Regions from separate parts of the Homo sapiens genome. Here regions 2 and 3 are each linked to region 1. Evidence: chromatin contacts called from ENCODE Hi-C or POLR2A ChIA-PET data. All regions are on one chromosome and are shown on one strand. Each heading gives the region's core, a stretch centred on a gene start or an enhancer-like site at or near the end of the contact. The rest is flanking DNA. Distances are from core to core; before and after follow the strand shown.

Region 1 (3,249 bases), core at 418-2,917:
TGCCCTGTACCCTATCAAGAAGCAAAACAATATGCATTCCAAGAGGAAGTTAGAAGCTAGACACATGTGAATCAAATACATCACGGTAAGTTCAACTGAAAATAGGCAAGAAAATAAGGAAGTGGAACAAATAACATTTTTAGAGAAAATGATGGAGTTTGTATAACTCACACTAACTTGGTTTAGAAAACACTTCTTTTTAAACTCCTCCATACCCCCTCCCTATCTTCAAAGGAAACTGGTAACACCTGCACTGTACGGGCCATAAAACAACCACATGAGGTTTGAGTTATCACAGTTCTATTTACAATTGGTCTCCACTTCCAAATGACAAGCTTAAGATCAGAACAGTTGCAAAGCCAGTGGTGTTCAATGATTTAATTAAGATTGTTTATCGGACACTATTGTGCCAAGAAAGCCATGTTACCTTCGAATTAACTCAAAGCCAATACATCCAAGCACCTAAAACAGCATGTAATAATCTATCCAGAGACCTGACAATTCAGTTGCAATTGCTAAGACACACTTGATCTCTAAATGTGAATATTATGTATGAACAGTTATGCATCATTATGAAGGAATGGCTTTAGCGTTTCAATGCCCCTATATTGCTGGTGATTTTGCGTTTGTTTCCGTTGTAATCAACGTATGATTTAGATAGTCAAATATAGCTTTAAGGGACTACAAGAGTTCTACTGTAGACAGCATAATGCAAAAAAGAAAAGCCTTAGATGATATGATTCTACGAGTATTCATTGAATCTTCCTCACCACTAAGCGTGATACTCCCGATTATCCTCATTGAAAAAAATGAGGAAATCAAGCAAGTGACCAAGTGAAGTCACCAGCCCAAGGTCAGCCAGAAGCAAAATCTAGTTTGAACCCAGGCCGTTCAGATCCTCAAACTTGAGACAAGCACTGCCTCCTAAGTGCTGGTTGTGTTTGGAAGACCCCGATCTCCTGGCAATTCTCCCGGGCAGAGTAGCTGTCGGATGTCAGCAGCGGGGAAGTCATCTACGGGGACCCTCTGGCGAGTCTCAGGGAGTGTCATCCTCCCCGGGCAGGACACCCAGGCGGAGAAAGGGTCTAGTGGGAGGTGACACCTGCAGCCTCTGGAGGCTGCAGCCGGGAGGACGCTCACATTTTACTTCTGTAATTGGCTTTCCTGTGGATTGCCCAAGCCCCTTCCTGTTGGGGGAGCAGCCCTGGCCCCCGTCACCTCCCCAGTTGGCCTAGGACGGAGGGAACGGGAGGGAACGAGAGGGAAGGGAGGGCCGCGAGGGACGGGGAGGGCGGCGGCCCCCTGCCCGCCCGGCTCTGACAGGCCCGGGACGGTTCCCACCCCAAGGCCGCCCAGGGACCTCTTCGTTGCGACCCTAGCCGCGGGATGCAGCCTGACCTGAGGGGGCGGCCCCGGGGTAGGGGTCCGGGCCAGGAAAGCAGAGGGGAGCGGGCCCGGCCGGTGCGACTCACCCGGCCCGCTGCAGTCAGCGCACACCTCGCTGCTCCGGAGCCGTTTCGACATGGCTCCCACCTCCCACCTGCGGGGAACTAGAGGCCGGGGGACAGCAAAGGCGGCGGTGGCGGCGGCGCTTCCGCTCTAACGGGTCCCAGCTGCGGCGGCGCTGACGGCGGCGCCTCTCCCCTCAGCGCCTTGCAGCCTTGGCACAGCACGCACGCGCGGGGAGGTGCCCTTCGGCGAGTGTCAGGTCATGTGACCGGAAAGGGCACTCTGCCTTGTCGCCATCTTGAGTGAGGGCAGGAGACTGCCCGAGTATCATCTGTCCTACCTTTAAATATTGAATTTGGGTCTTCTTCTCTGGCAGAGATTCCCCTCGTCCCAACTGATTAATACCAGGGGAAGTAGCAATATCTTGTGATGAGAACCCTGCAGCCACAACCTTCCTGAGGCAATCAATGGTCAAGTTCATTCATTCATTCCTTGATTCAACAAATGTTTATCAAGCACTTACCATGCTTTATATACTGTCCCAGCCACTGGAGAAACAGCAGTGAGCAAAGACTGAATTTCTAGTCCTTATGAAGCTTGCATTTTACTGGGGTAAAGTAAAATAAGAATATATTATATGATTCCAGGCTGGGCGTGGTGGCTCACTCTTGTAATCTCAACTCTTTGGAAGGCTGAGGCAGGAGGATCACTTGAGGCAGGAGTTCGAGACCAGCCTGGGCAACATGGTGAAACCCCATCTCTACTAAAAATACAAAAATTGGCCGGGCGCGGTGGCTCACGCCTGTAATCCCAGCACTTTGGGAGGCCGAGGCGGGTGGATCACGAGGTCAGGAGTTCAAGACCAGCCTGGCCAACATGGTGAAACCCCGTCTCTACTAAAAATACAAAAATTAGCCGGGCACAGTGGCAGGAGCCTGTAATCTCAGTTACTTGGGAGGCTGAGGCAGGAGCTTGAACCCAGGGGGTGGAGGTTGCAGTGAGCTGAGATCACGCCATTGCACTCCAGCATGGGCGACAGAGTGAGACTCCGTCTCAAAAAAAAAAAAAAAAAAAAAAAAATTAGCCGGGCGTGGTGGCGCATGCCTGTAATCCTAGATACTCAGGAGGCTGAGGCATGAGAATCGCTTGAGCCTGGGAGGTGGACGTTGCAGTGAGCAGAGATCGCGTCACTGCACTCCAGCCTGGGGGACAGAGCGAGACTGTCTCAAAAACAACTTCAACAACAACAACAAAAATAACAAAAAAGAATATATTAGATGATTCCTTAGGCTTCAGTTTTAATCTCATGTTCAAAATTAAGATAATGCATTGTTTACTTCTAGTCCACGATTTGTTTTTGTATGGCTTGCTACTTAAGAATGATTTTTACATTTTTAAAGGGTTGCGAGATGAAAATGAAGAAGAGAGAGAGGGAAATAAAGAAAAAGAGGAAGAAGAATATGCGACAAAACTTGTATGTGACCAGCAAAGTTAAACATTCATTTTGGCTAAGGACAGATGGAATAAATTATGGGAAAAATGTGATACACCTGCTGGATAGTAACCCCTCAGTAAATAGTAGCTCCCATAATTATGGATATTGCTATTATTTTCTAATTACTGTTTTTCTTCATATGCGTGGAATTTGAGAATAACAATAGCTAACATGGGATAATTTACAAAATGGTGTGAGATAAACACAATGAAATGAGGTAAATCAGTGTGAAGGAGAAAGGAGATGTGACCCTAATACCAATGACTACTTATTGTCTGTCTTACATATAAACACAGCTATGATCT
Region 2 (3,249 bases), core at 543-3,042, 900 kb before region 1:
GGCAAGGGGACGGTGAATGCAAGGGTGTGCAGGCCACAGGGGGACAAGCTGGGTGTGTCCAGCAATTGTGCTGGGAGCTGGACTCAGTAGTGGGGGCTTCCATCAGAGAGGAGGCAGCACTGAGACCTGGGTAGGAAGCTGGGGTTTATTCTAAGCCTTTTTGAAAACCAAAGAAGGGTTTTAACCTAAGGATTGTCTTTTTTTTCTTTTTCTTTTTTTTGTTTGTAGACAGGGTCTTGCTCTGTCACCCAGGCTGGAGTGCAGTGGCACAATCTCAGCTCACTGCAACCTCCGCCTCCCGGGTTCAAGTGATTCTCCTGCCTCAGCCTCCTGAGTAGCTGGGATTGCAAATGCATGCCACCACGCCTGGCTAATTTTTGTATTTTTAGTAGAGACGGGGTTTCACCATGTTTGCCAGGCTGGTCTCGAACTCCTGTGCTCAAGCGATACGCCCCTCCTTGGCCTCCCAAAGTGTTGGGATTACAGGCGTGAGCCACCGAGCTGGGCCAGGCCCCAGGTATTGTCATGATGTAAAAATCTCTCTCTAGAAAAGAGAACACCAGCTTCCCAGCTGGTCTTCTGTAGCTAGGAGATGCAAGAGCAGCAGTTGAATTTGAGGTTTGCTTTGGAGAAAGAACCAAAAGCAGATATGGATGGTTTGGATGTGAGGGAGGGAAAGAGAATCCTAAGTGTATTAGTAGTGGTGGGAGGAGGTTCGGTACAGTGGTGTCATTTGGAAGACAAATCGTTGGTGTTTAACCTCTATGACCCGAAAGTCTCCCACAAGCCTGATACATTAGGCAAAATGTTTGACTGCACTAAGCCTTAGTTTATCGTCATAAAATAGGCCATGAAAATTGCGTGAGAAAATGTATATAACAGTTCAACAAATAATATTGGCTGGGTGTGGTGGCTCATGCCTGTAATCCCAGCACTTTGGGAGGCCAAGGTGGGCAGATCGCCTGAGGTCAGGAGTTCGAGACCAGACTGGCCAACATGGTGAGATCCCCCATCTCTACTAAAAAAATACAAAACACACTTGGGCAAACATGGTGAAACCCCATTTCTACTAAAAATAGAAAAATTAGCCAGGCGTGGTGGCGCGCGCCTATAATCCTAGCTGAGGCACGAGAATCGCTTGAATCCGGGAGGCGGAGGTTGCAGTGGGCTGAGATCACACCACTGCATTCCAGCCTGGGCGACAGAGCAAGACTCTGTCTCAAAAACAAAATACACACACAAAATATAATAGTATTTGTTTGTTTGTTTGTTTTTGAGATGCCTCGGATTACAGTGCGGGGATTACAGACGTGAGCCATCAAGCCCGGACAATATTATTATATTGTTCATTGCACTCCCACAACACCCCTAAGGGGCAGGAACTTTTCTTCCCAGCCCCCTCCCCCCGACCCCACCGAGAGACAGGGTCTCGCTCTGTCGCCCAGGCCTGGAGTGCATTGGCGCGATCAAAGCTCACTACAGCTCAGACCCTCTGGCCTCAAGCGATCCTCCAGCCTGGGCCTCCCAAAGCGCTAGGATTACAGGCGTGGGCCACCGCGCCTGACCAGTCTTCTCTTCTTGCAGCTGAGCCTTAAGAGCCTGTCCAAAGAGCAGAGGTGGGCTGAAGGCACAAAGCGAATGAAAGAATAGGCCCCCGGGCACCGTTGCACGCCCCACCTCCTCCCAGGGGCGTTGCACTCCAGCCCCTCCCGCACATGCGCACTGGGCCTTCCACCGCCCCCCGCCCCCAGCAAAGCCCCCCGCTCGGAGCATGCGCGGGCCGCTTGGCGCCAATTGCTGACCGCCACAGCCACAGCCAGGGCTAGCCTCGCCGGTTCCCGGGTGGCGCGCGTTCGCTGCCTCCTCAGCTCCAGGATGATCGGCCAGAAGACGCTCTACTCCTTTTTCTCCCCCAGCCCCGCCAGGAAGCGACACGCCCCCAGCCCCGAGCCGGCCGTCCAGGGGACCGGCGTGGCTGGGGTGCCTGAGGAAAGCGGAGATGCGGCGGTGAGGCGCGGCTTGGGCCGGGGCTAGGGGGTGAAGGGGGAGGAAGGCGGTGGGCCCCGCCTGACGGAGGGCGTGCAGGATCGCGCCTCTGACTCGGTAAACCCGGGCTCCGCTTTCCAAATAGCCTCCACGTGTTCAAAATAGCCGCCGCTGTCCCCCATGGGCCGCCATGCTAAAGGGCCAGCCAATGGGAACGCGTCTCGGGGCCCATGGCGCCAATCCGCGCGCCGCAGGCCCTCCTGGCTCGGTGCGCTGTCCAATCAGAGGGGAGAGGGGGCGGGACCCAGAGGGAGGTTTTTTGCCGCGAAAAGACCACGTGGGGACGCGGTGGGGCGGGTCTGGCGGGGGCGGGGCACCTCTGTGCAGGGTTCCCAGTCACCGCGACGCTCCTCGGGAAGCCATAGGGCGCCTCCCAGCCCGTCTCCCCGCTCCAGTTTAGAACCTAATTCCCAATTCCCGGACCGGGCCCAGCCCTGGGCTCTTACTGTCCGCTTTTGCTGGGACCTGTTCCACAAATGGGCGTCTTCTGCCTTGGGCCGTGGGGGTTGGGCCGGAAGCTGCGGACGCCTGGGAAGGGGCCGCTGCAGCTCTTGAGCCGCCTCTGCGGGGACCACTTGCAGGCCATCCCAGCCAAGAAGGCCCCGGCTGGGCAGGAGGAGCCTGGGACGCCGCCCTCCTCGCCGCTGAGTGCCGAGCAGTTGGACCGGATCCAGAGGAACAAGGCCGCGGCCCTGCTCAGACTCGCGGCCCGCAACGTGCCCGTGGGCTTTGGAGAGAGCTGGAAGAAGCACCTCAGCGGGGAGTTCGGGAAACCGTATTTTATCAAGGTAAATATGGAAATGCACCTTCCATAAGGGTAAATGTGGAGGCTGCCGGCCCTTTTGTCTTGTTAGTGTAGCCGGCCAAGTTCATGTTTCCGTAGGCTTAGGTTGTACCCCCTTCAACCTCCTTTACTCACAAAGGGGGTAAAAGAAAGCCATGATGTTTCACTCTGCAGCTTTATATTGGTTAAAGTTGTTAACGACCCGCGAGATGATATCATGGATTCATTTAAGTCACATAGTCTATTGTCCAGGAAAGGCTGGCGTAGTAAAATCACCAACCATCCTGAATGAAACCTGGCTTGAGCTTTAAAAAGCCGAGAGGAGTGGCACTGTCAGGACCCAGCCCAGAGAAAGAGGCAAGGAATTGACCTGATTGAACCACTTAGGTGGGGGGGCAGGCACTGTTTTTGTTTGTTGT
Region 3 (3,249 bases), core at 223-2,722, 670 kb after region 1:
ACAAGAGCAGCCTGTCCTATTTCTCAGTAGTGTGGGAACCTCAAGGTACTTTGCAAAAACCGCATTTATATTTTACAGAAGAGGAAATTTTTCTTTCTGAAACCTTGCAACTGGTGAAGAAGCAACTTTTAGTAATTTGGGATGAAAATATCTAGGGCACTCAGCAGAGCAGAAAACATTTCTGGTTTTCAGTCAAAAGTCTGTCATGCCAGAAGCAGAAAAGCTCCAGAAAAGGGCAAAGATAGGGTTGATCAAGAGAATGTGGTGGGCCTCAGCAGCTTCACCATGCACTCCAGACTCCTAGCATTCATGGACAGACTGATCCTGCCACCACGCCCGGCTAATTTTTGTAATTTTAGTAGTGTGGCGTACAGAGCACCTGCCTCGGTGCCTGGCTCAGAGCAGCCCCCAGCTCTGGAAGTGCCAGCTATGATCATCCCTTAACAACAAAAACTCACCTGGGCATGGTGACTCACATCTGCAATCCCAGCACTTTGGGAGGCCAAGATGGGCAGATCACTTCAGGTCAAGAGTTTGAGACCAGCCTGACCAACATGGCGAAACCCCATCTCTATTAAAAACAAACAAAAAAATAGCCAGGCGTGGTGGTGGGCACTTGTAATCCCAGCTACTTGGGAGGCTGAGGCATGAAAATTGCTTGAACCTAGGAGGCAGAGGTTGCAGTGAGCCAAGATCATGCCACTGCACTCCAGCCTGGGTGACAGAGTGAGACTGTCTCAAGAAAACAAAACAAAAAACCCCAAAACTCTTCTCCTCCAGCTTCATCACCATCCTTGGATATTTCATTTCTCTGCCCACTGCCTGCCTCTGCATCCCTCAGGCTGTTAAGTTACATGAGCTGATACAGCCGCTTTGTGGCTTAAGTGACACTGAGCTGTGTTTCTGTCACTTATAACCCCAAAAGTCTACAGGTGGAGTTGCTGATGCGGGACACCCCCACAGCTCCATCTCCCATGCAAGAATCCTTGCTGTCCCCACTGTACCCTGATGCTCCTCTGCGGTCACCTTTCCATATCAAAACCTGTGACCGTGGCTCCAACCTGCCTGACGGTCCCACACTCTTTGACGCTGTTGAATCTGCTGTGCTTGGCAATCTCGCCCCCTGCTTCTCCTGCTATCTCTGGCCACCCTCCTCAGCTTCCTGTACCATGTCCCTGCCCCATACCAGGAGTCCTGGAGACCTCAGCCTTGACCCTGTCCTTGGGCCGGTGACTCTCTCTTTGGGGGCCTTAGCACAGCTGTGTTCTCGGTGCCGTTCACGTTCAAATCAAAGACTCCAGTCTGATGTTCAAGATCCTGCTGGGTCATTGGTTTGCTGTGACCCAACTGACCTGATTTCTTACCTTTCTCTCCCAGTCCACTCCTCCTTCCACATCCCCTAGGGCACGCTGTCACTTACCTGGCTGCCCAGGCCAAGAACAGAAAATCGTCCTTGGCTCCTCCTTCTCCCTCACACCCCATCGGTTTCACTTCCTGAACCTGGCTGGCACTCCATCGTCCCCTCTCCCTCACCAGAACCTGCCCTGACCCTCCCTCCACCTGCCTGCAGCCAGGGTCCTCCTTCTCCAATGCCAACCTGACTGTGTCCCTGCTGTGCAGCGACCTCCATGCCCACAACTGCCTTCAGGATCGAGTCCCAGCTCTCTTGGCTTCCCCAGGCCCTGGTCTCCCTGCCAGCCTTATTCCTTCCTAGCACCCTGCCTCTGCCAGCCTCCAGCCACATGGAACTTGCAGTTCTAGAGCGGACCACGCTCTCTTGCTTCCAGGACTCCGCATGGCCTGTCCCCATCCCATCTATCTTCCAGGTCTTACACCTAGATTTTACCTTCCCTGGGAGGCCTTCTTTAATTCTCCCTCACCCCAGTTGGGGTGTACGTCACACTGTCTTAACAACCACTGAGACACTGTCCCCACCACATTGGGCTGTGAACGCTGGGAGGGCAGAGACTCTTCCTCAGTCACAGGGAGAGGCTCAAGAAGTGGTTAAGAGGCCGGGCGCGGTGGCTCAAGCCTGTAATCCTAGCACTTTGGGAGGCCGAGACGGGCAGATCACCTGATGTCAGGAGCTCGAGACCAGCCTGACCAACAGGGTGAAACCCCATCTCTACTAAAAATACAAAAATTAGCCAGGCATGGTGGCACATGCCTGTAATCCCAGCTACCTGGGAGGCTGAGGCTGCAGTGAGCCAAGATTGCGCCCCTGCACTCCAGCCTGGGTGACAGAGCGAGACTCCATCTCAAAAAAAAGAAAAAAGAAATGGTTAATAAATGAATGGATTAACAAAATCTTAGGCACTACTCCTTCAAGGTAAACATATTGCTGACCTCTTTTACAGGTATTAGACCAGAAAAACTACCATCTGGGAGAGAAGGGGAAAGTGAAAAAGACAGACCTAGAAGCGAAGGAGAGAAAAGCATTTTGTGGATGCCTATTTTTACAGGCTCAGAAGCCGCCATCTGTGGGAGGGGGAAAGTCCCTAGTTCATTGTTATCTGACAATCGGAGAAAAAGGTACTTTTTAAGAAAGTCAGCCAACTCCCAACTCCCATGGCCTGATGTCCCTTCAGTTTGCATTTCCCTGTTCCCTCCCAGAGCTATTTTGGGGGACTTGATTTGCATATTAACCACCCTCACCCCAAAACTCTAAGACACAATGGCAGCAACGTGTATTACTATGGTTGCTTATTTTATCACACCTCATATCATCTCAGCATGCTGCTAACTTCCTTCCATGCACTATTTCATTTCAATTCCTAACAACCCTGAGGTTGAGGCCATCCTTTAGGGTCCTGGTGAGGGGGGGCCTTGTCCAAGGTCACACACTGTGGGGAACTGGAAAAGCAGGATCTGCCCCTGGGCTCCATGACTTGGAGACTATGTTCTAGAAAACACAGCTGACAGAAAGCCAGGCAGCCAGTGACCGGAGAGCCACCTGCTCAGAGGGTGGAGTAGGTGGAATTGTGCACACCCCCCTAACAATTCCTGTCCCCCTGGACCCTTAGAATGTGACCTTATTTGGAATGTAGGTCTTTGCAGATGTAACTAAAGATGATAAGATGAAATCATACTGGATTTAGGGTGGGCCCTAAATCTGGTGATTGGTGTCCTTACAAAAAGAGAAAAGGGGCCAGGCGCGGTAGCTCACGCCTGTAATCCCAGCACTTTGGGAGGCTGAGGTGGGTGGATCACTTGAGGTCAAGAGTTCAAGACTAGCATGGCCAACATGGC

What was found. Hi-C counts contacts between places; a loop is a spot of excess contacts on that map. ChIA-PET counts read pairs that join two places held with the same protein, here RNA polymerase II (POLR2A). Pooled maps may share reads with other maps.
Region 2: a map of CD8-positive, alpha-beta T cell shows a loop between it and region 1 (7-fold over the local background). The contact joins the promoter of UNG here to the promoter of GIT2 in region 1. A Hi-C loop is called at or near these places in 3 of 168 maps with a recorded cell type or tissue (CD8-positive, alpha-beta T cell and naive thymus-derived CD4-positive, alpha-beta T cell) and 7 of 50 pooled maps. POLR2A ChIA-PET finds 5 or more read pairs at or near these places in 1 of 52 experiments (Caco-2).
Region 3: a map with no recorded cell type shows a loop between it and region 1 (2.8-fold over the local background). The contact joins the enhancer-like site here to the promoter of GIT2 in region 1. A Hi-C loop is called at or near these places in 7 of 37 single-sample maps with no recorded cell type and 4 of 50 pooled maps. POLR2A ChIA-PET finds 5 or more read pairs at or near these places in 1 of 52 experiments (OCI-LY7).

The regions. Positions count from the first base shown.
Region 1 is chr12:109,994,701-109,997,949 of GRCh38, forward strand. GIT2 (GIT ArfGAP 2) reads right to left here and starts at 1,668. Exons shown (of 20, transcript NM_057169.5): 1 at 1,473-1,668. The coding sequence starts at 1,524. RefSeq lists enhancers at 939-988, 1,679-1,838 and a silencer at 1,319-1,408.
Region 2 is chr12:109,095,805-109,099,053 of GRCh38, forward strand. It overlaps UNG (uracil DNA glycosylase), which reads left to right and starts at 1,793. Exons shown (of 7, transcript NM_080911.3): 1 at 1,793-2,007; 2 at 2,628-2,834. The coding sequence starts at 1,876. RefSeq lists a silencer at 1,972-2,361.
Region 3 is chr12:110,667,764-110,671,012 of GRCh38, forward strand. The region is part of intron 3 of HVCN1 (hydrogen voltage gated channel 1); the gene reads right to left. It overlaps LOC124903017 (a long non-coding RNA gene), which reads left to right. Exons shown (of 2, transcript XR_007063460.1): 2 at 2,358-3,249. Among named protein-coding and RNA genes, the nearest start is that of HVCN1, 20 kb to the right of the region's middle. RefSeq lists enhancers at 1,259-1,358, 2,409-2,548. Within about 2 kb of position 1,473, at least 5 of the 41 ENCODE cell types and tissues checked have a DNase peak (open chromatin) inside an H3K27ac peak, as active enhancers do; they include OCI-LY7, where a contact is called at or near this core.